Linked DNA regions of Homo sapiens: region 1 is linked to region 2. The links are chromatin loops, found by intact Hi-C in ENCODE. Cell type or tissue: MCF 10A. All regions are shown on one strand. Each heading gives the region's core, and the rest is flanking DNA. Links, peaks and the distances in the headings are about the cores only.

The links. Peaks named below come from ENCODE experiments on the same cell type or tissue, not always from the same donor. Only the 100,000 strongest peaks of a DNase experiment are listed, where the experiment ranks them.
Region 1: it touches region 2 in a loop (3-fold over the local background); 5 of 110 quality-filtered maps call a loop at or near these places.

The regions. Positions count from the first base shown.
Region 1 is chr18:6,618,420-6,629,491 of GRCh38, forward strand. The region is part of intron 2 of LOC107985176 (a long non-coding RNA gene); the gene reads right to left. Among named protein-coding and RNA genes, the nearest start is that of ARHGAP28, 110 kb to the right of the region's middle. In MCF 10A, for the core only: no CTCF peak of the experiment used is centred there; a DNase peak (open chromatin) is centred at 6,052.
Region 2 is chr18:6,742,944-6,754,015 of GRCh38, forward strand. The region is part of intron 1 of ARHGAP28 (Rho GTPase activating protein 28); the gene reads left to right. Among named protein-coding and RNA genes, the nearest start is that of ARHGAP28-AS1, 19 kb to the left of the region's middle. RefSeq lists enhancers at 9,019-9,594, 9,595-10,170. In MCF 10A, for the core only: no CTCF peak of the experiment used is centred there; a DNase peak (open chromatin) is centred at 4,928.

The DNA of each region.
Region 1 (11,072 bases), core at 2,038-10,037, 120 kb before region 2:
ATCCAGATCTGTGTAACCCGCCAAGTCAAGCTCTTTCTAAAAATGTGCACAGGTTTTCTGCCAATTTAAAAACATGCTGTTGGAACTAATAACAAACTCAGTAAAGTTGCAGGATACAAAATCAACATTTTTCACAGAAACAGAAGAACAATCCTAAAATTTGTATGGAACCACAAAAGACCCCAAATAGCCAAAGCAATCCTTAACAAAAAGAACAAACCTGGAAGCATCATATTACATGTATTGAAAATATGCTACAAAGCTATGTTAGCCAAAACAGCATGGTGATGGCATAAGAACAGACACATAAACTAATGGGACAGAATAGAGAGCCCAGAAATAAATCCACATACTCATGGCCAATTGGTTTTTGATGAAGATGGCAATAAGAACACAAAATTGGGCAAAAGACAGTCTCTTCAACAAATATTCCTGAGAAAACTGGATATTCACATGCAGAAGAGTGAAATTAGATTCTAATCTCACACCATATACAAAAATCAATTCAAAGTGAATTAAAGAGTTAAATGTAAGACATGAAACTGTAAAACTACTAGAAGAAAACATAAGGGGAAAGCTCCATGACATTGGTCTAGGCAAAGATTTTTTGGATATGATACCAGAAGCACAGGCAACAAAGGCAAAAATAGACAAATAGGACCAAATCAAACTAGAAAGCTTCCATACAGCAAAGGAAACCATCAACAGAGTGAAGAGATAACCCATAGAATGGGAAAATACATTTGCAAACCATGCATCTGATAAGGGACTAATATCCAAAACATATAAGGAACTCAGACAACTCAATAGTAAGAAGACAAATAACATGATATTAAAATAGACAAAGAGCCTAAATAGACATTTCTCAAAAAAAGACATGCAAATGGCCAACAGGTATATGAAAAAGCTGCTCAACATCACTAATGAACAGAAAAATGCAAATTATAAACCACAATGAGGGCTGGGCACAGTGGCTAACACCTGTAATCCCAGCACTTTGGGGCACTTTGGGAGGCCAAGGCCAGTGGATCACGAGGTCAGGAGATTGAGACCAGCCTGGTCAACATAGTGAAACTCCGTCTCTACTAAAATACAAAAAAGTAGCCGGGTGTGGTGGTGCACGCCTGTAGTCTCAGCTACTCAAAAGGCTGAGGCAGGGGAATCGCTTGAACCTGGGAAGCAGAGGTTGCAGTGAGCCGAGATCGTGCCACTGTACTCCAGCCTGGCAACAGAGCGAGACTCCATCTCAAAAAAAAAAAGAAAGAAACAACAACAATGACAACAACAAAAACCGCAATGAGATGTTACCTCACATCTGTCAGAATGGCTGTTATCAAATAGATGGAAGGTGACAAATGTTGGAGAGAATGTGGAGGAAAAGGAAACTTGTACACTGTTGGTGAAAACGTAAATTAGTAGAGCATTATGGAAAACTGCATGGAAGTTCCTCAAAAAAGTAAAAATAGAATTACCATACTATCCAGCAATCCACCTGCTTGGGTATTTATCCAAAGGAAAGGAAATCAGTATATCAAAGAGATGCCTGCACTCCCACATTCATCGCAGCACTATTTACAATAGCCCGGATATGGAATTAACTTAAGTGCCCATCAGTGGACAAATGGATAAAGAAAATGTGCTGTACATACACAATGGAATACTATTCAACCATCAAAAAGAAAGAAATTTTGTCATTTGTGACAACATGGATAAACCTGGAGGATATCATATTAAGTAAAATAAGCCAGGCACAAAAAGACAAATACCACATAACCCAACTTATATATGGAGTATAAAAAAGTCAATCTCATAGGAAGAGAGGACAAAATGGTGGTTACCAGAGGTTTGGGGTGGGGAGGTTGGGAGATGTTGATCTAACGACACAAAATTTCAGGTAGGCAGGAGGAATAAGTTCAAGAGATCTATTGCACCTCATTTGACTGCAAAAAATAAGAACACATTATGTAATGTTACCTTGAAAATTTCTGAAGAGAAGACATTAAGTTTTCTTACTGCAAAAAAAAAAAAATGGTAAGTTTCTGAGGTAATGCTTATATCCAATGGCTTGAGTTAACCCTTCCACAATGTGTACATCTACCAAAATGTCATGTTGTACTCCATAAATATATATATATAATTTTTACTTGTTAATTGAAAAATAATATAGAATAAAAGAAAAACACAGTGGTAAGAACATAAACTGTGGAGCCAGGCAGCATAAGTTTGGTTCCCTACTCTGTCATCTATTAGCTGAATAGACTTGGGCAAATAACTCAGCCTTCTGTGTCTCAGAGGTGTTATCTATGTGTATCGATATAAGGCTGTAAATAGGGCCTTCCTTAAATAGGGTGGGGATAAAATGAATTAGCTAATATTGTAAAGCACTTAAACTACTGCCAAACACATAGTAGGTGATCAATAAATACAAGCTGTTTGTAATTTCTAGTAACTTATGAAAGAAAAACAGTAGTTACCATAGAAGGATTCCATGGTTTTATTTTCACAAGCATTTCTGTATCAGCTGTCTAGTGTAGCTAACAAAGAATTTTTTGCTTTCTACCTTAAAGTCACAATGTCTTTTTTTAATGCCACAAATATTATTAATCAAAATTTGCCTCACCACTTAATTTCCAATAATAGAATAGTTAAGAAAAAGCTGTAGCTACTTAATGCTATATTACGTATTTTTAAATGATAACATGAGGACTATGTATCCAAATGGAACCATACTTTCAACATAATAAGTGAAAAAAGGAGAAGTGTAAAATTATGCAAATACTATGATGACATGTATATGAAAAAAATAGACTGGAAGGAAAAGACCAAAATTATAACAGTCTTTATATTAGTAACTTGAAGTTATTAATATTTCCCTTATTTTCCAACATTTATTGTTATGTGACGTAGCTACATCATAATAAAATAATGCACCATCCCAATGCATTTCTTACTTCACATTAGAACAAACAAAACACCCATCTATAATCTGTTATAACAACTTTAACGTTCCATGTATGCGAGAGGGTGAGTTTTGTATAAAATAAAAGGCTAAGCATGTTCAAGAATATCACAAAAGATGAACAAAAACCTTTAGAAAGAATAAGAATCTAAGTCCTTCCATTAAAAAAAATACATTTTCCTTAACAGCTAAAATTGGCAGTCTGTGCTAAGAAAACACTAGAGAAGCCAGGAGGAAACCTGAGGCTGCTTACAGTTCCACTGTGGAAGCGCTTCTGACAGATGGAGGCTTCCTTTCCCCCTCTATTTCAGGCCTGCAGGAACTCTGACCAAATCAGGGCCAAGGTGCCAATGTGAACCTCAGCCTGCTCCTTCCCGTGGCTGGGTCCCGTGACTCTATGACTCTACTTGATCCTTACACTGAACAGGGCCCCAGCTGGTCCCAAGATCTCTGTGGTCTCTCACTCCAGCTATTCTTGCCTCATCCATGTCATGCCTTCTGCCCTCCCCATCCTTCCATCTCCTCCTCTGTCTTCCTGTCTTTGGACATCAGTAGGTCAGTTCATGGGTGTCACTGGACATAGACAAAAATGGCCACCTGCCATTGCTGGGCCAACCAGTTGCAGAGGGACTGAAGGCACTTTGGGGTGGCCAGTCGTTATTCAGCGTGGCAGCAGGGCAGCCAGAAGCTCGGACACCTGCTTGTCTGATTTGAATTCACAGCTTCACCATTTATGAGCAGGCTGACTTTAGACATGCCAATTCAACTCGTGAAGCCTCCATTTCTCCATCTGGAAAGCTGGGATGATCATGACAATATCTACTGCATCGTGTTCCTGTGAGGAATCAATAAACTACTATATGAAGTATTGGCATGGTCATTGCTCAATGGAAGCTTTTAATGGAAACTTCAGCTCAAGCTTCACCCTTGAGATATTAGTCTCTGCAAGTCTTTTCTGAATCCTTCCGTAGCCTTTGAGCCAGTTCCTTTCCTCCTACTCATCCTCCTCTTCCACTGAACAGTATGTGACTCTATAATGGCAGGAAAAAAAGAGAGCCTGATAAACTTCTCTATTTTCATATCTAGAGAACGACACAGCCTTTACCAGGAGCATGGTGAGAACCACCATTCAGTCCTGTCTCAGCCTGAGTCTTTATTTTCATCCAAAGTGATTAGGCAATTTGTACAAAGTCTTTGCTACAAGTGGTGTATCAGAAATACAAACCATATTTGTCAATAACACCAAAGTCCACATATATTCCACATATTTATGTTAATAAATTTTTTTGTTTCCTTTTCTTTTTAAGAGGATTGATTGAAGCTTCAAGGAATGAATGAAGCATCAGCAGGAGAGGAACTAGGGTCACAGGCTGCCCCCTAAATCCTGGTACCTCTCAAATCACACCACCTAAGAGAACTTTGAGACACAGAGGGGCAGAGTGTCCTGTCATCCTTTGTCCCCTGTGCAGCCCTGCACCTCCGTGTGGGAGGGCGGGAGCAGCCACAGAGGAAAGCCCAGGCACCTCTTGGCCACCTTGCTTAATGCAAATAAAATTTCTGCGGAAATCTAGTATAAATCTTTGTAAATTGGATCGTACTTTCAATTGACATTTAATTTCAACACTGTGTTCCATGAAGAGAAAATAAATTGGCCCTGAGATCACAAAGGAACTCAGTAAACCATTTGCAATTGTACATTTAGCCAAAAAGTATTAGAAAATGTTTTAACACATCCAATTAAGTAAAATAATGATAAAAATACAGCAGAGCAGAGACCACCAGAAACTGTACATGAAAAGGAGTAAGATCTCATTTCACTGGAACAGCTCCTGGGATTTGAGGGCGTAGATTTTTTCTTTTAATGAAAATTACTCTCAAGGTTCTATTCTTTGAACAACTCTTCTCTCCCCACAGTTCTCAGTGGATCTCTATCACCCATCAGCCTCTAGAAACATCAGCTCCTCCAGCATCAAACTCTTTTCCCTCCTTTGTGATCACAACTTTTTTTTAAAAGAGTTATTTAACCTGCCACCCATTAATAAATAAGTATAACTAAAGACGTGCATTTAGCCATGCTGATTTAAGTCAGTGTCACTGAAATATTTTTGCCGAAGTCATCAGAAAAGCATCTCTAAGCAAACCTCCTGAACATTATTATCATCCTTGCAGCCTGTGTTCTATTACAGAAAGTGGGAATTCTGCATTCCACCTGAATATATAACCATTGTGCTTTTTATTACAGAAACATTTTAAGTTACAAGTTATATTGCTTTAATTTCTCCCCCACCCTCCCACATTTTTGAGGAAAATTGATGCCATTTATCCTGTGGACTGCTTCATATCCCAGAGGTCATGTAACCAAATTTGAGAAGCACACACTACAGAAACCAAAACAGGACAATAGGCAGACAGCTCAGCCTCAGGAATGTTAAGCACAGAGGATCCTATCCTTCCATCTATGTTCTAACAATCCATTGGAAAGTGGAGACATTATTATTATTATTATTATTATTATTATTATTATTATTATTTGAGACAGTTTCGCTATTGTTGCCCAGGCTGGAGTGCAATGGCATGATCTCAGCTCACCACAACCTCCACCTCCCAGGTTCAAAACGATTCTCCTGCCTCAGCCTCCCGAGTAGCTGGGACTACAAGCATGTGCCACCAAGCCCAGCTAATTTTTTTGTATTTTTAGTAGAGATGGGGTTTCTCCACGTTAGTCAGGCTGCTCTCGAACTCCTGACCTCAGGTGATCCATCCGCCTCGGCCTCCCAAAGTGCTGGGATTACGGGTGTGAGCCACCGTGCCCGGCCAGTGGAGACTTATTTTGAAGGGGGTAAATTTAAAGCAACATTCTTTAGATGTGCCATCTGCAATAGCATCAGGTATAAAGGCGTAGGTCCTGAAGTGGCTGTGCCCACAGTGACAACACAGGGGAGGAGCAGTGTCCCTGCTCCACGAGAAGATCATAGGAATGTCACCAGGACAGAAGTGCTGAGGAAGGTATCTCATTTCGTCTACATTAGCCTGCTAGGGGCTCAAAGCAAAGAATGAGCAATATGTAAATGAGGACAAGGAATGATTAATCCTCAAAGTTCGACTGCCTTTTTCCAACAGTTGCCTCATTTCTTGGATATTTGCCCATTAGGCCTCTGTCTTTTTTTTTTTTTTTTTTAGGGTTTTCCATCTTCTCTCCTTCATCTCTCCCTTTTCTGTGGGAGCTCTTGCCATGCTAGCCAAACACACAGAAAACGTGCTGGAGAAGGAGAAGGTTATGTCCTTCTAAAAGGATCCATGAATGTGTCTCTTTTTGAATTTCAAATACTGCAGCTAGATTTGCAAACCTTTTCAAAGTCATCGAGTTCTATTGGCAATAATATTTGATCATCATGTGGTAAACACCCACTAGGAGCAAATGTTATCAACCGAATGGAATTCTAGCCACTATGATATTTCAGCTCTGACGAATAAAGAGGTGGGGGAAGGCAGAGCAGGGAAGAGTTCTTTGGGGTCAGTAATTACATGATAAGCCTGGGAAAAGGCTTACTCACATCTAAGAATCATTAAAGGGAGAGCTATAGTTTTGGCCAAGAGATATAAAGATTTGAAAAAAGATATTAAGTTGAAATCCTTTACTTAAAATGAAATAAACTGTACTTGACATTTGGAAACTGCTGCTCCAGCAAAGATAAAGGCACTAAGGTTTCCAAATGGAAGGTTGAGATAGAATGTGGAGGCTTCCTGAGATTCTGAAGTATAATTTAGAAACTAGAAGCAAAAACTCAGATTCTTGGAAGATGTTCAGTAAAGGAAATATTTTTCTTGGCACGATGTGCTTCATTTTTCTTAGAGAAAAATTAGAAAAAAAGAACAGGCCGAGGAGGGCCAGTTTGCATAAATGGGGCAGAGGCTGTAATAAAAAATAAACAGTGCAAACTCATTTCTTTTGGGCTCAACAAAGCAGGAGACAGCAAACAAATAAAAATGAAGAAAAGTAATTTGATCAGAAAATATTTGTTTATTTTAAATCAAAAGCTATATGAATATTTTTTAGATATTAAAAAAATTATTTTTTTTAGATTCAGGGGGCATATGTGCATGTCTGTCACATGAGTGTATTGCATTGGTGGGGATTAGGCTTGTTATAATATCTGTTACTCAAATAATGAATATTGTATCCAAGAGGTAATTTATCAGCCTTCGCCCTCCCACCCAACTTCCTCCCTTTGGAGTCCCAGTGTCTGTTATTTCCATCTTTATGTCCATGTGTACCGGTTATTTAGCTCCCACTTTCCAGTGAGAACACGTGGTATTTGGTTTTCTGTTTCTGACTGAGTTAGTGCACTTAGGCTGATGTTCTCCAACTCCATCCATGTTTCTGCAGAGGATATGACTTCAGTTCTTTTTTATGGCCACAAAAAGCTGTCTGAATTCTAATCAAAGGAATTATGAGAAGGCTTAAATGTAGAGTGACCAGCAGCAGCAGTAGCATGTACACAGTATTGAACCTGGTAAGACACCCAAATCCTAATCTCCCCAAATCCTGAAATGGAGAATAGAAAGTGTTTAACTGGAGAGAGACAGAACCCATATCTAAATCAGCAAAAGGGCTCTGAGAAACTCATCAGCCTCGAAATCCTCCATCTCTGATTTATGGGATGATCTTCACCACGGGCTCTCTGGATGGAGATGGTGGATGGGAATCATGTGTGACATGTCTGCTTGCCTGCATTTAAACACAAGTATCCCAGTGTTCCTAGACAGACACTCTGTTTCTGCAATCTCTAGCATTGTTTTGGTTTGGTTTGGTTTGGTTTTAGCATGAAAATGTGTACTAAATCATGGCCGGCTGTTTCTCCTTCACGTTTTCAATTTACACATAATTGGGAACCTGTTGGTCAGGTTTGGGCCAGAACAGGCCTCTAGAACAAAATTGTAAAACTAACAGTGGAAATTAACAATAGAAACTCTGCGAGAAATTCAACTCCAGTATTCAGAACCACCAGTTCTGGTAACACTTGCAAACAGTTTCAAGATATAGTCTTGTTTTTAAAATCTTTTTATTTGACTTGAGACTGAATTTTCACAGACTCCTTATGAAACTGCAAAATGAAATGATATCAAAGAGCAGAATTGTAGATATCATAGGGTGTTGAGTTTTCTCAGACAAACCTCTCTCTTCGGCCTAAATTTGAATCCCAACATGCTTATTACTTTAATTCGGGAGTTTCCAAATTCCAGTGACTCTCTGAGCCACACTTAAACCACCGCACCCTTCTGAGGAGATTGGAGAGCGATGTCTGACTCCAACATCAATCCAGCCTCTCCTTTCCCTGCTTAGTAAACATGCTTTTGATGTTACTAAACACATAGCCATCAAGAAAAGCACCATGTAACAAGGTACCTGATGTCTATCTTTCCAGACGGATATATGAAACTTTAATTATCTAGAGTCTCAGTAACAAGAAAGTTCAAATAACTGAGTATTTTTCTGTTTACAGAGTAAAAAGCCAAGGGTGACAAAACACAAGAACTTGAGTTGTCTTCAAGAGAACATTTCTAGTTTATGTTTCAGACTCTGCAAACATTCAGGTCATCTCCCAGGTCTTCTGTGTAGATACGGGTTTCAATTCTCACTCACCTATATTTCCTTGTGTGGTGTTGAATAGTAAATGGAAGCACGTATATTGAGTTTTCACGGCTATTAGACCCCAGCAAAAAACCGTGTGTTTTCCCAAATGCTTTCTCAGTTGCCACTCTCAAACAACTCGGAGGCAGGTACCATCGTCACGGTGTCAAACTCCAGATAGCTTCTCCCTGGGTCATTGTTCTTTACCATGGGCGCCTCTACCTCTCAAGTAACATGCGCTTTGAGCCGCCAATAAAATGAGGATATGGACCACATCAAAGTTTCTCATTCAATCTTTCTTTGGACAAATGTAAAAACATCAGTATCATCTCCCACATATCTCTTGAGCTACATTGTCTGAAATGTATATGAAAATTATATAAAATTATACATTGATGTATCCAATGGTAGAAAAGAAAAAAGATATTCAATGTAAAGCAAATTCGATATTATAATTTTATATTTAAAAAATAAAAATCATACCCATTATGATCGTACCCTGAGTCCCCAGAAAAGAGACAAGCAGTCTTCAACCAGCCAAAAAACAAACAAAAAAGAAATAAAAACAAAAGAAAAAAAGGGAAAACAAATTTGCAATAAAGTAGAAGGCATTTACAGATCCCCTCTTGTCAAAACATTCAAGTACTCATTTCTGTGGGAATATATCAGCTAGTAACCCCTCCAATTCCTACAGATTCCCTTGTGAAGCATTTGAGGTCAAATACTCATATGACAATTTAGAAGTATGTTGCCCTAAGATTTTTCACCCTGACTCATTGATTTGAGAGTTGGGACTCCAGTAACAAGAAACATAATGTCAGCAGATATTCCAATGGACCTCGGCACATTCCTTCCAGAAGCTTCCAGCTGCCAGCAGAGGAGCATGGCAGATATAGCTGAGGACACGGGGGGTTTCCAGTGGCATAGTTACCACAAGTGCAGCCGGACAAAAATAGATGGAGATGTGGCAGGGCAAGTGATCTGAAATTTCCTTAGGACTCCTCTGCGACTAGGGGTATTTTTCATAGCATCTATTCTGAACTCCATCTGCCACTGTTTGACTGTTTGAAACAAGACATTCCTCTACTCAGAACATTATGTCAACTGACCATGATGAGCTGGGTCCTTTGCAGGTTCTGGGCTGTTTCCTGTGGCTCTCTGAGTTATTAGGATGCCCTGCTTTTATCACTTATGTGCCATTTTATTAAAGGTCATGCAGAAAAAAACTGCTTAAATTTTTTAAAATATGTAATTATTAATGAGATCTGACCTTGAGAGCAGCTATTCATCCCTGGAGTGTTGGGGAAAACAGGAGAAGTGTTTGCTGTCATTCTGCCAGGCCTTGGGTGTTCTTTCCTAACCAGCACACTGTGGGAGTTATATGGTGAGCCGTGGGGAGTGCTGTTTACTTGAGCTGTGATAGACTGTAAGATGGGGGTTGAGGGTCTCAGTGTGAGAACATGCTTGTAGCTATGATAACTCAAGACAGCCAAGTTTTTGAAACTACCTTGGTCTTAAATTCAAATTTGATTCCAAATGCTTGAAAAGTCTGTCCTGAATCAGGCCGAGTTGATGGTAAATTGTCTTTTCTTTAATCTTTGGAAATAATTCCTGATAAATATGATATTAAGAACTATGCTCATACGTTAACTTTTCTTAAAATCTTTCCATGAATTTACCAATTGTCTTTACACTAGAGCATGTGTGTGTGTGTGTGTGTGTGTGTGAGAGAGAGAGAGAGAGAGAGAGGAAGACAGAGGGAGAGAGAGACAGAGAGGCAAAGAGAGACAGAGACAGAGAGAGAATGAGATTTGGCAAGTGTCATGATTAATACCATTTTAGTAAGATGATCCCTGCAACCAAAATCACTCTAATTATACAAAACCATGATGAGAACTTGACTCCTAGCTTTAACACCACTGAATTCTGACTTAAACTGCCTCCCTTTTCTTTGCTATTGGGACACTTTTACTTTATTTTTTATTTTTTTAGAAATGGGGTCTCACTATGTTGTTCAGGCTGGACTCGAACTCCTGGGCTCAAGTGATCCTCCCACCTTAGCTTCCCAAGTAGCTGGGACTACAGGGATGAGCCACTGAGCCCAGCTGGGGCAATTCTATTGATATTACACATCACTGAAGAAAGTCTCAACAGAGCTGACAAGACCCTGTTAAAACAGTGTTGTTTTCAGCAGGGAACACTGCTGATCGAAGTACACATCCAGCATGACTAAAATTCCACCTTTCTTTTGTACCACCTCAAATTTGTCCTATAGAAGTACTGGTATCTTTATTTAAAAAACAGAAAAACAAACCAAACTAAGATGAATTGAGTACCTTCTGTGCACCAGATATTTTATTTTCATCCTCTCTGTAATCCTCCCACAAAAGCTATGAGTTATTACTGCCAATTTACAGAATATGAAAATGAAAGAAGTTATAATGCTAGGTTTTTCTAATCCCATTTTCCAGCATATTGTGC
Region 2 (11,072 bases), core at 1,853-9,852:
TCCACCAGATTAAGTAGTGTGGATATCAGTGATGGTCTTTGCTATTGTGGGTTTAATAGAGTTGTAGAGGTGGGAGCCACTTTGCTGCAGGTTGAAGAGTGATGATGAGATAAGAAAATACAGGCAGAAAGTAGATATGATTCCTTCTAAAAGCTTAGCTAGTGAGAAGGAAGAGAGAGAAGAGGGAGACCGACGAGGGGAGCATTAAAAAATGTACCCAAAAGAACTAAAATTCTGATCAAAGTCGAGAAAGAAATCTAGCATTTTTAAAATGCAGAACTTAAAAACCCATTTCTTTTCTTACTTAAAATCCTTTGATAATACGTTTTTGCTTATAGGATAAAGCTTTATTCTTAGCCTCAAAATAATATGGAAGCATTTCTAGAACAAGAATATTGTCTATTTTCTTCATTACTGGATCCTTAACTACCTTCCCCTCTCCCTCATCAGACGGCCTGGCACTTAGAAGAGTCTTAACAAATGGTTAACTGTGGAGGCTGAAATGTGGAAATGTGATTTCTCCTTTGTTGGAAACTACCAGGGAAGTCTTCCAAAATCTGAGCATCCCTTCCTTTACAAAGTCTTCCCTGAGAGAGAAAATACACTAAATTAACCTTTATTCATAGGATAGTATATACTATTGATAACATGCATAGAAATAAGAATAATAAAAAATCAAACTGGCAACAATTGTAAATAATCATAGCTTCATACATAAAACTGAGTGCAGCATGGATAGATAATTAATAGAAAGTAAATATATCCCCCAGTGTTTTAAAAGATTAAATTTTACTTGAGTCATTTCACTCATTAAAACAAGAAGAATTTAAGCTCTGACTCTTGAAATAAAAAGTGAAATTGAACAAATGTTTATTGAACCTCTCTATGCCATATGTGATATTGGATGCTGGGGCTACAAAAATGGTTAATAGCTGGTCCTTAAGTGAGAAATGTATTCATGATTAATTTCAGCTGCATCCAGAGTTCCACTCCTTGAGGACAGAAACTGTCTCTTATCTCTGTATCCTTAGCATTTTAGCCTACTGGCCCAGAATTGACACTCAGTATGTGAATGGTTCAATGAATGAATGATTGAAAAAAAAAGCATAAGATACTCTGGGAAAGCAGAGAAGATGTAACTAACGTTTAGGGCTCGGGTTGGTGAGAGAAGGGTTAACAAAAACTTCTTGGAGGAGTCGATAGCTCAATTAAATCTAAAGAGTGAGCATGAGTTAGTAGGGGGGATTTTAAGAGTTGGAAGAGTGTTTTTGGCCAAAGAACCAGCGTAAGGAAGAGGCGTTGCAGCATGTAACCACAGATGCTGGTATTGCTGATACCCTGAAATATGAGATGAGGGTGGGAGAGTAGAGACCATTTAATGTGCACTTTGAGTAAAATGATTAGGGTCAGACTGTACTCAGTGACATACCCAATTTCTTCATCTGGATTATGAGGGGCTCCATTAGTTGACCTCAAGGGTCTTTTCTCATGCTTAGATTCTATTTTTCCCTATTATTAAGTTGGAAGTGAGGGTAATGAGATAATCCTAGATTTTTAACTAAAACACATTTTTAGACCTGTGCTAATTTTATGATAACACCTTTCTCCCCTCTCATTGAACTGTACTTATTTAATTGATCTCTCAGGTACTTTTGCTGTCTGTACAGTAGCATGAAATTGTTACCTAATTTTAGTTCATTCAATTACTCAAAGTGGAGCTTGGTTTATTTCAACTAAGCTACCTAAGTCCAGATAATATATTAGTAAGATGCTTGTGTTTAAGGTTTTCTTTGAAAAATGTAGCCTGTCCAATAAGCTGAACTGATTTTTGTTTTTCAGATGATTGTGAATTGGCAACTTAATTAATAGGAATTTTAGGTAGTGTTTAAGAATGCTATGGCACTTTATTTTATTTATGTTTTTCAAAGTTAAAGAGAGTATTCACGAAAAACTTCTTTTTTGAAAGATAAATTTTATTAATATTTTATGTGCTAGATTTAATAATTTCATTTATACTTAATTTAATTATATTTAATTTAACTATGTTTATATTTCATTTAATTAAAATACTTTATACTCTTTTTGGCACAAAATTAGAAAAATTTAATAGAATTTAAATTAAAGTGGAGAGTTCCAAGAAACATGGGAGCATATTGTTGAATATTTTCCTTGTGTTTTTAATAATTCAATAAAACACACACACATACATTTTAAGAGGAAAAATCTATTTCACTTTTTTTCCTCATTTTCTGCTTTTGAGTGTCCTCTGACATGCTAGGCCCTAAAACTGATATCTGATGACATATTGCAAGAATGTGCCTGGGAAGAAAATGGGCTTAGAGGCTTGACAGGAATTTCCTTCCACCAAGGAACATTTCTTCACCTTTTTTTCTCTCTTCTTCACCTTTCTATCTTCACTTCATCTTCTTATCCATTACCATGGAGGGAAAATTATATAATGGTCATGAATCTAAAGACCTCCAGGATTTCTGAAGCCATACCCACAAACAAATAAAAATAAATGCTTTATTTAGTGATGTCAGTTTAAAAATCGAGGTATACTTCCTCTACAGTAAAGTGCACTGTTAAATATTCAGTTCCATGATTTTTGACCCATGTAACTACCATCCAAAACAAGATATATAACATCTCCCTCGCCCCAGACATTTTCTTCATGCACTTTGTTCCTTCAATTACTCCTTCCAGGCAACCCGTTTCTGACTTCTGTCACCACAGATTAGCATTGCCTGTTCGTGGAAGCCATCACAGCATGTATGATTTGTGTCTGGCTCCTTCGCTCATCATAATGGTTTCTGAGGTTCACACACATCATTTCATAGAAGCCTGAAAGTGCCAATAATGTGTACAGACCATTTAGTGGTTTTATCCTATTATTGTACCCAATTGTCATCCAGCTGTCTGGCAGCTGTTGGCTGTTGGGTTAAGAGGGGCTGGGCAAGGAAGCAGGTTTAGAGTAAAACCTATCACACTGTGAGAAAACCGAACTCAAGATTCTACTCCCAGGACACTGCATCTGGAGACTCATTTCTCCATTGTAGACCCAGCCAAGATTGGGATGTAAGCAAGTTTATTTTTGCGCCTGATCAATTTACTTTGGCTTCCTGGAGCCCTTCTATTTTCCCTGTAGTGATCCACGAAGGGATCATTTTGTTCTACCAAGGAACAGTCTTCTCAGCATTTAAGGTGTTTTACCTTCCCAAAGCATATATACATTTCTTTAAACCTCTAATAGTGAGACTCCAGGTCTCATTCAGAGAACGGAATGTTCTTTAGGCAGGAAGTCACACACCTCAGTGCACATAATTTAGACCAGGGGTTGGCACAGTTTTTCTGCGAAGGGTCAATATTTTAGGCTTTGCTGGTTGTATTTTCTCTGTGGGAACTCTACTGTTGTTATCGAGAAAGCAACCATAAACATTACATGAACCAATAGGGTTGATTGTGTTCTGATAAAACTTTATTTAGAGAAACAGGTAGTAGCCTGGATTTGGCCTGTGGGCCATAATAGTATCTGACTCCTGTTTTAGACAGCTTTCTACTCCGCCTACTCATGAGGCTTGTGTAGCAAGCCTATCCTAGCAAAATACAGAGAATTAGTTTTCCAGAATACAGAAAGCTGAAAGGAACCTGGGGTTGCACCTGTTACAATCTCTCATTTTTAAGTGAAAACACTGAGTCTCAGAGTAGTAACTTTTCAAGGTCACAAGGAATCAGTGAAGAGTCCAGACAATTCAGTCTTTAACAGATTCTGATGGATATGAGTCACATTACTTCAAATATAGTGTCATGTTGACATTTGGAGAAACTGTCTTAGCTCATGTGTTTTAAAGGAATAAAAGAGAAAGAGAAAGAGAGAGAAACGGATATAGGAATTCATGTGGTAGTGTTCTGAAAACTTAACCAGGGGTCAGCCAAGAAAGGATGAGAGTTATACATTTGGCAAGTAGATTGATTAATGAAACAAAAAACAGCACTGTATATTGAACACTTTGTCTAAGTCTGTTTTAAAATTATATATGTATGATGAATGAATAATAAATAATTTTAACTGAGAAAATAGAGACCTCTAGATTCTCTGATATTCAGTTCATTCATCCATTTATTTTCTTTTTTTTTTTTTTTTAGCAAACATTAATCAAATATCTTCTCTTGAAGCCACCATGAAAGAGCAAAGCTAATCAAGACAGAGTTCCTGTGCTTGAGGAGCTTATATTGGAGCCCAGGAGAACTGGGAACCATTTCTTGTTTAGTACTGTATCCTCTAAAGAGGAAACAGGGTTTGCTTCATGGAGGACATGATACTTGAGTTGGACATGTGGATATGGTGTGATGTGTGTATATTGGTCTATAGATGAAGGTAGACGGTAGGGAGAGGGAGTCAATAATTCAGTCAATAATTCAGGTTGGATGTATTTAGAGATTGGCAAGGGAAGTAGTGATAGTTTTTGTAGATATGTTTGGCAGGGTTTAATTTGTGGGATGGGATTGGCTCAACAGACCAGTTGTCAAAGAGATGTCAGTTGTTTCAGCCAAAGCAGTTAAAATAAGTTAATAAAAGTGCCTCACTTTGGGAGGGTGTCTTCAACTCTATAGATGCCATATAGTCTATTGAAGTAATTAAAATATTGAATTAAATATTAAAGCATTGATTTTGAAAGAATCAGACTCAAGCAAAAAATTCTTTTAGTGCTCTTGAAGAGTTCATGCTTCCCCACAGAAAAAATACCCAAATAACTGGTAGAAACTACTTTACACATTGGAAGTAGCTGATTTAATAGCTACTAATCATAAACATATGCTGGAATCATAGTGGTTCAGCCAGAGTGCCAGTATTCGGACTTCACATTTAGTAGAGACATACATAGCTCTTACCCCCAGTGACTCACACTTTCTGTGTTTACCTTGGCTTGTGGTTGGATGATCCAGCTGGGTATCCAGTGTTGTGCACCAAAGGCACATGGGGTAAGCAGAGGGGGAAGGCTTTAACTCGACACTAATGAAACACTGGCTTGCCTTAGGCATTTTAGTAATTATGTGAATGCAAAAATATTACTAATAACAGAGCATATTGTGGAGGCCATCTCAAACCTGGTCATCTGCATTCAAGCTCATGGCCACAGGTGCTGTGGAATGCACCGTTTGCTGTGAAAGTGGTGAAGGAGATCCAGTTAGAGATTTTCTGCCTTCCTGGAATGACACCACCCCTAGAATAGAAATCTCCACATTCCCAAACAAGATTCAACCTAAATCAACAAATATTCGGTTCAACGAACCAGTTACTGCATCAATACCTATTCCGGGAAACTTTTACATCCAGGGTATCTTTACATTTATAGATACCATGACTATATTGTATACCTGGAGAGAGCTCTCACAGTATTAAGAGTGTTTCTCTGGTACATAGAGATTAGCTTTGAACAAGTATAGGGCAAGTTCAGTATAAAAATAGCACATGGCTAAAATAGGGCCTGGCTCGAGTGACTGCTGTGTTGGAGGCTGCCATCTGTGTTGTCTCCTTGAATCAGGACACTTCTGGGCAGCATTGCCATGATGGGCAACTTCTGTGGCTTGGATGTTTCTGGCTGATGTGAGAAAGCTGATGGAGGAGAGGCTGGGAGGACTCTGGGCATACCAGAAAATACCATATGAATAGGATGTTTCTGTTTTCAGAAGTGAAAAATGTTGGCAATCAACATTTAACAAGGTCAGGGCCCAAGAAGGTACTGTCTTCTAGTCATTTCTCAAGGAAGACAGAGAGGAAACCAAAGTCTTTCAGTATTTCCCACATGTTTACTGGAAATTATACAAATTGTTGACTAATAGGAAAACAAGGGAAATTAATCCTTTTTTAAACCCTCACATCCACAGTTTGTGGCCCATTTCCTAAATGGGAGTTTGGTCTGTGTTTCTAGTGCCTTCCTTGCATTCCCCTGTGGCTGTGTGATCTGCACAGGAGACCGTCAGTCACTAGTCTTGTGTGTCAAGATGGAGGCAAAACATATTTGTTTATGTAAATGTTTATGCATGCAATATGTTTATGCATATTTGCTTATCCTCATTCTAAGGTTGGAGATAAAGCTTCTAGCACATCTCTGACCAATATAATCATAACAACATTAGACAAAAATGTTTGAGCTAAAAGTCAAAATCATAACATTAGACAAAAATGTTTGAGCTAAAAGTCAATCAGTGCAAACAAGTGATCTGATCTGTTTGTATGTTATCCATTCAGTAGGCCATAGTATACTAAAAATAGAAATTCAAGAAAGGCTAGCTAAAATTATAGGTAGCAAATTAATAGCATATCTTATAGGAAAGTTAGAAATGTAAAAGCCAGATATTACTCTCTCTCCTACAAATATTCCTTGGTAGTATTGTTTGACAAAATGCTGGACTGGAGAGATATTTTCCTTTACCCAGGGTTTTATAGTCTGCTTTGATTGCATATAACCTGTCCAGCAATCAGTTTATAGGACATTTGAGCCCCAAGGACCCATAGAAAACATCTAACCTTATTTTTCAAATGAAGAAGGTGAGATGTTAATCAACTCAAGTCTCCAATGTTCTAACATTTCTATACCATTTTTTTAAATGGGAAGATCTCATCATGCTTTTTCACATTGTATTCTTACCATTCCTTCCATATAATATGTGGCATTAGAGTATAGCATCACTCTATCCACAGAGCGAGAGATAGCTTATATGTATGCAAAAACAGATTTTTGGGGAATGCTTAGCATCCATAGATTCAGGATTGTACTCTTTCTCAGGCCTTGGTATAGATGACATATTTAGAGTAGTAATATAATCAGTCTGCCCTTTGAAAAGGAGTATTTTAATGAAAATGAGTGTTCTATTTTAAAATTAAAAATTAGAACATAATTAATTTTCACTGACAGGTTATTCTCAAATAGTAAAGTGTAGGTAGCTTCAAAAATATACCCTCAGTGTACATTTAAAGTTCAGTGAGGATTCCAAGAAGGAAAAAGGGGTATCTTCAAAATGGCATTTGTGATGATCTCCAACTCAGTTTTCTTTTCTGGTTCCTTCCTTCTGTCTATTGGACTTTTCCTTTTGGAGAAGGCAACTTAAACTCCCATGCCTTACTGGGTGCCTACTCTCACGTGTCTCTGGGTCTGTGTGCGTGGTATTAATTGCTAACATCTACTGAGTGCTTCCTATAAAGCAAGCACTATTCCAAATGCTTTACATGTATTAAAGCCCCTAGGGTTTACTCCTATGAGGTAGGTGTTTTTTTGCTTCTAATTTTACAGATTTAGAAACTGAGATACAGGGTAACTAATCGGCCCAAGTGAAGTATGGTAATGTCAGCCTAAAACCCAATGCTGCTGCTGTTGCTTTTTAAAAATTGTGGTAAAATATACATTCCACAATACAGCTCATGCCTCTTAGCCATCACACTCTGTTCCCTTTCTATACATCCTACTTCCTTTGCCTGAAGAGCCTCTTCCCCAATCTTCACCTGGTAAGTACTATAGTCCTTGGAGATTGGGTCATATGTTACTGTGTTAGTCTGTTTCCTGTTTCTATAAAAGAATGTCAAAGACTGGATACTGTATAAAGAAAATAAGTTTGTTTAGCTCATGATTCTAGAGGCTGGGAAGTCCAAGTGCTTGGTGCTGTGTATGGCCAGGGCCTTTGTGCTGTGTCACAAGATGGTGGAGGACATCACATGGTGAGAGGGAAAGAGTGTGCCAGCTCAGGTCTCTCTTCTTCTTATAAAGCCACAGTCCCATCGTGGAGGCCCACCCTGATTACCTTACCTAATCCTAATTACCCTTCTAAGGCTCTACCTCCAAATATCACCAACACATGAATTTGGGGATTAACTTTTCATCACATAAAATTTAAGGGACATATTTAAAACATAGCACTTGACATTATCTAGAAAGCCTTCCTTAGTACCTTTTCGTGTTTTCTTCCAATCTGGGTCTAGATTATTTCCTTTATGCTACCAGTAAAACCTGGGCCAGTTAGAGCCATAAATTTATTATTTCCAAAGGTAATTATGATGTTACTCCTCTGTAGCTGACCCCTACCCCTGCACTGGACTGCAGCCTCCCTGAAAGCAGAAGTCAGGGTTTATCTTTCTGATCTCAGTACCTAGCAACGTACCCTAGAAATATTTATGGAATAGAGAGAGGGAGGCAATGTATGATTTTTTTTAATTGAAAAACAAAATAACTGACTGCTTAAAATTTTTCAGAGAAGACAATTTTTTAAATTTTTCAATGAAACATAGAAAATGATACACCAAAGAAACACAGAGAAATGTTAATCTACGTCAGGTTCCACATAGCCAGCTCCTAATATTTTCCCTTTGTCAGATTTTTATCTCTTGTAAAGAAAAAAAAAAAATCCCAAGAGGTGAAAGAGAAAGGAAATGCTTTTGTTTTTCAACTGTGAAACTGGAGTTTCCATGACCTCATTGTGAGGCCATCGCTCTTCTTGGAGGTATTAATAATTTGTCTCTTGTTAAAGTGCAGCATCTTAATTTAGGGCTCAGTGACTTAGGATGATTTAGAAGGGATCAGAAAACATAATTTTAAAGACTGGAAAATGATGGCCATGAGGAATATACATGGAAATTGATATTATTGGAGCTGGAGTATAGAAAGGCAAAATTCTCTGTGCTAATTGCATCAACAAGAAGAAAATATTGTCCCACTTGTGGGCACATACAAACTGGTTCTCTACGGGGGTGTCCACCCCTAGAGTGAACTGCCAGCCCTGGCAACAGCAGTTGCTCCCTGCTAGCAGCGTCATAGATCACAAAATAAAATAGTGCTGTCTCTTTGTAATTGTGTAAGCCATAACATTTGCTGTATAATTTTCTTTTCTGATTTAACTTGATTTTCTGTCCTTGAAATTTCCTAGGGTTATAAACATAATTGGTGATTGCTAAGACAAGAAGCCAATTTTTCTATTATAAGAAATAGCAAAGTACCTTCCGTTTTTGAAGCCTTGCTTACAAAACTTAAAAAAAAAAATTCCAGGCATCTGGGAAATTCAAATTCATAAAATAATGTTTAATTAGAAAGTAAAGGAAGCTACACTTGTAGAACAGAGTAATTTGATTATATTTTAACTATTAAATAATTTTCAAGGTGGTCATTATTATATGCACTTAATTGACATTAGATTATATTAAGAATTTAATTTTAGCTCCCTTTACAAATTGGCCAATGCCCATTCACCCTTGGTAGACTAATAAGGTTTCTACTGAGCCGTGTTTTTTATTAATCCTCATTGCTACTCTCAGATAAAAGACACGAATAGGACCAATGGAATTCTTTCCACTATTGAGTTCTATAAACACAATTTCTGGAGCTGTTTCAACAGAATGTGAGCATTATTATAAATTATTGGGAACTCAGACCCAAATCAAAACAATGAAGCAAAACAGACCTTCCTGCCTGTTCTGATTGCATCACTGTCCTCACAAGTCAATAAACGTCTAGCGCTTCACTTTAAAATTTCTTACAAGCTTTTTCTTGGTTCTCTTTCTCTAACTTGGTCTCTCACAATCTTTTTGTGTCTAAATTTGAGATCATTTGTGTCTTCAGTGCAAACCTCATGGAGAATAACAAAGATTCCAGTCTCAGCAAAACCACGAAGTGCTAAATCCACCTCAGCCTCTGCATGAGAAAGACCATGTCTAAGGAATGCTGTGAATTGGGCTCTGGAAGCTTCTCAGGCTCAAAGTCAGTTCTTGCCTGGGAGTGCTGTGTGACACAGCAGGCTTTTCCTTCTCTCAGCTTAAGAGTATGGACCAGTGACAGTGAGGCCTTTTGTTCCGCTCAGCACTCTCTGACCACCCCTGGTCACAGTTCAGGAATGCAGAAGTTTGGGCTTCTAAGAAATTAAGCTAGTATCGTTGCACCAAGTCATGGGTTTATGTTTTTGCTTTATATGTTCATAAGCATTTTATTTGCTTTCATTTTTTACCCACTAATTGGCAATACTTTTTTTTTTCTGTTGTTGCTATAAATACTACGTAGGGGTTTTAATGAAGTATTAATAGACCCTCAAGCTTTTCCTAATAAATCAGAGGGTTTTGTATCTTACAGAAATGTTGCTTAGTTGAGTGATTCTGGGTCTAGACTAGATGTAATTTGCGAGGAGGGAGAGAATAAAGGGATTTGTAATATTTAGGGACCCAGTTTGAAATGGTACCAATGGATTTATTTTGTATTTTTTTAAGGGAAGAGTTGTTGAAAGAGACTATTAAATAATGTCTGCTTATTTTCAGGACAATATTGTAATTGCAAAAGCTTAAAGTAGGAAAATTAGTTTGAGATGAGAGCCACTGCTCTTGTCTAAAAAGAAATTTCTTCAAATTAGTCTTTAAATTTTTTTTGGATATTCCTATTTTATCGAATGCAAAGTGACAATAAGAACAGATACTGTGTTTTCTTGAGATCAAATTGAGATCAACTGTATTTTTTCTTCTTTGTCTGCTATCTGTGTGTGTGTGATTCACAGAGTTAATGCAATCTTATGATTTACTCTGTAGCATACAAGAAAGTTTCAGTTTATTCTATAAATGCAGACCACACTTTGAAGAACATAATATATATAACCTCACATAGTGTGAAATTTGAATTTGATGTTTAAAGATTATTCTTAATAAAGTGGGTATTTTCCAAATTAAATGAAAAGATAATATTTGGTGAAATTAGATTGAATTGGTTGAGGCATTTTATGTTTGCCACTGTTTTTAAAGTTTGAGTTCTGATGGTCTTCCAGAGGCGTAGCTACTGTATGTTCCGATTCTCTAGTAGCGTTTCATCTTCAAACACTTTACCCCTCGCATACCAATTTTTGTCTTAGTAAATATGGCCTCTGCCCATAAGAGACAGAAGAGGTTGCTGAAATTCTTAAAGGAATCTAATTGTAAAGCTGACACACAGAGCCATGCTAACTTTTTGTGACTAGGATTTGCTCAAATTCTGGTCTGCACTAGCACATTTCTTCTTCAGTATTACATCAATAGCTCTAAAATATATTATACAATTGATTTCTGCAAT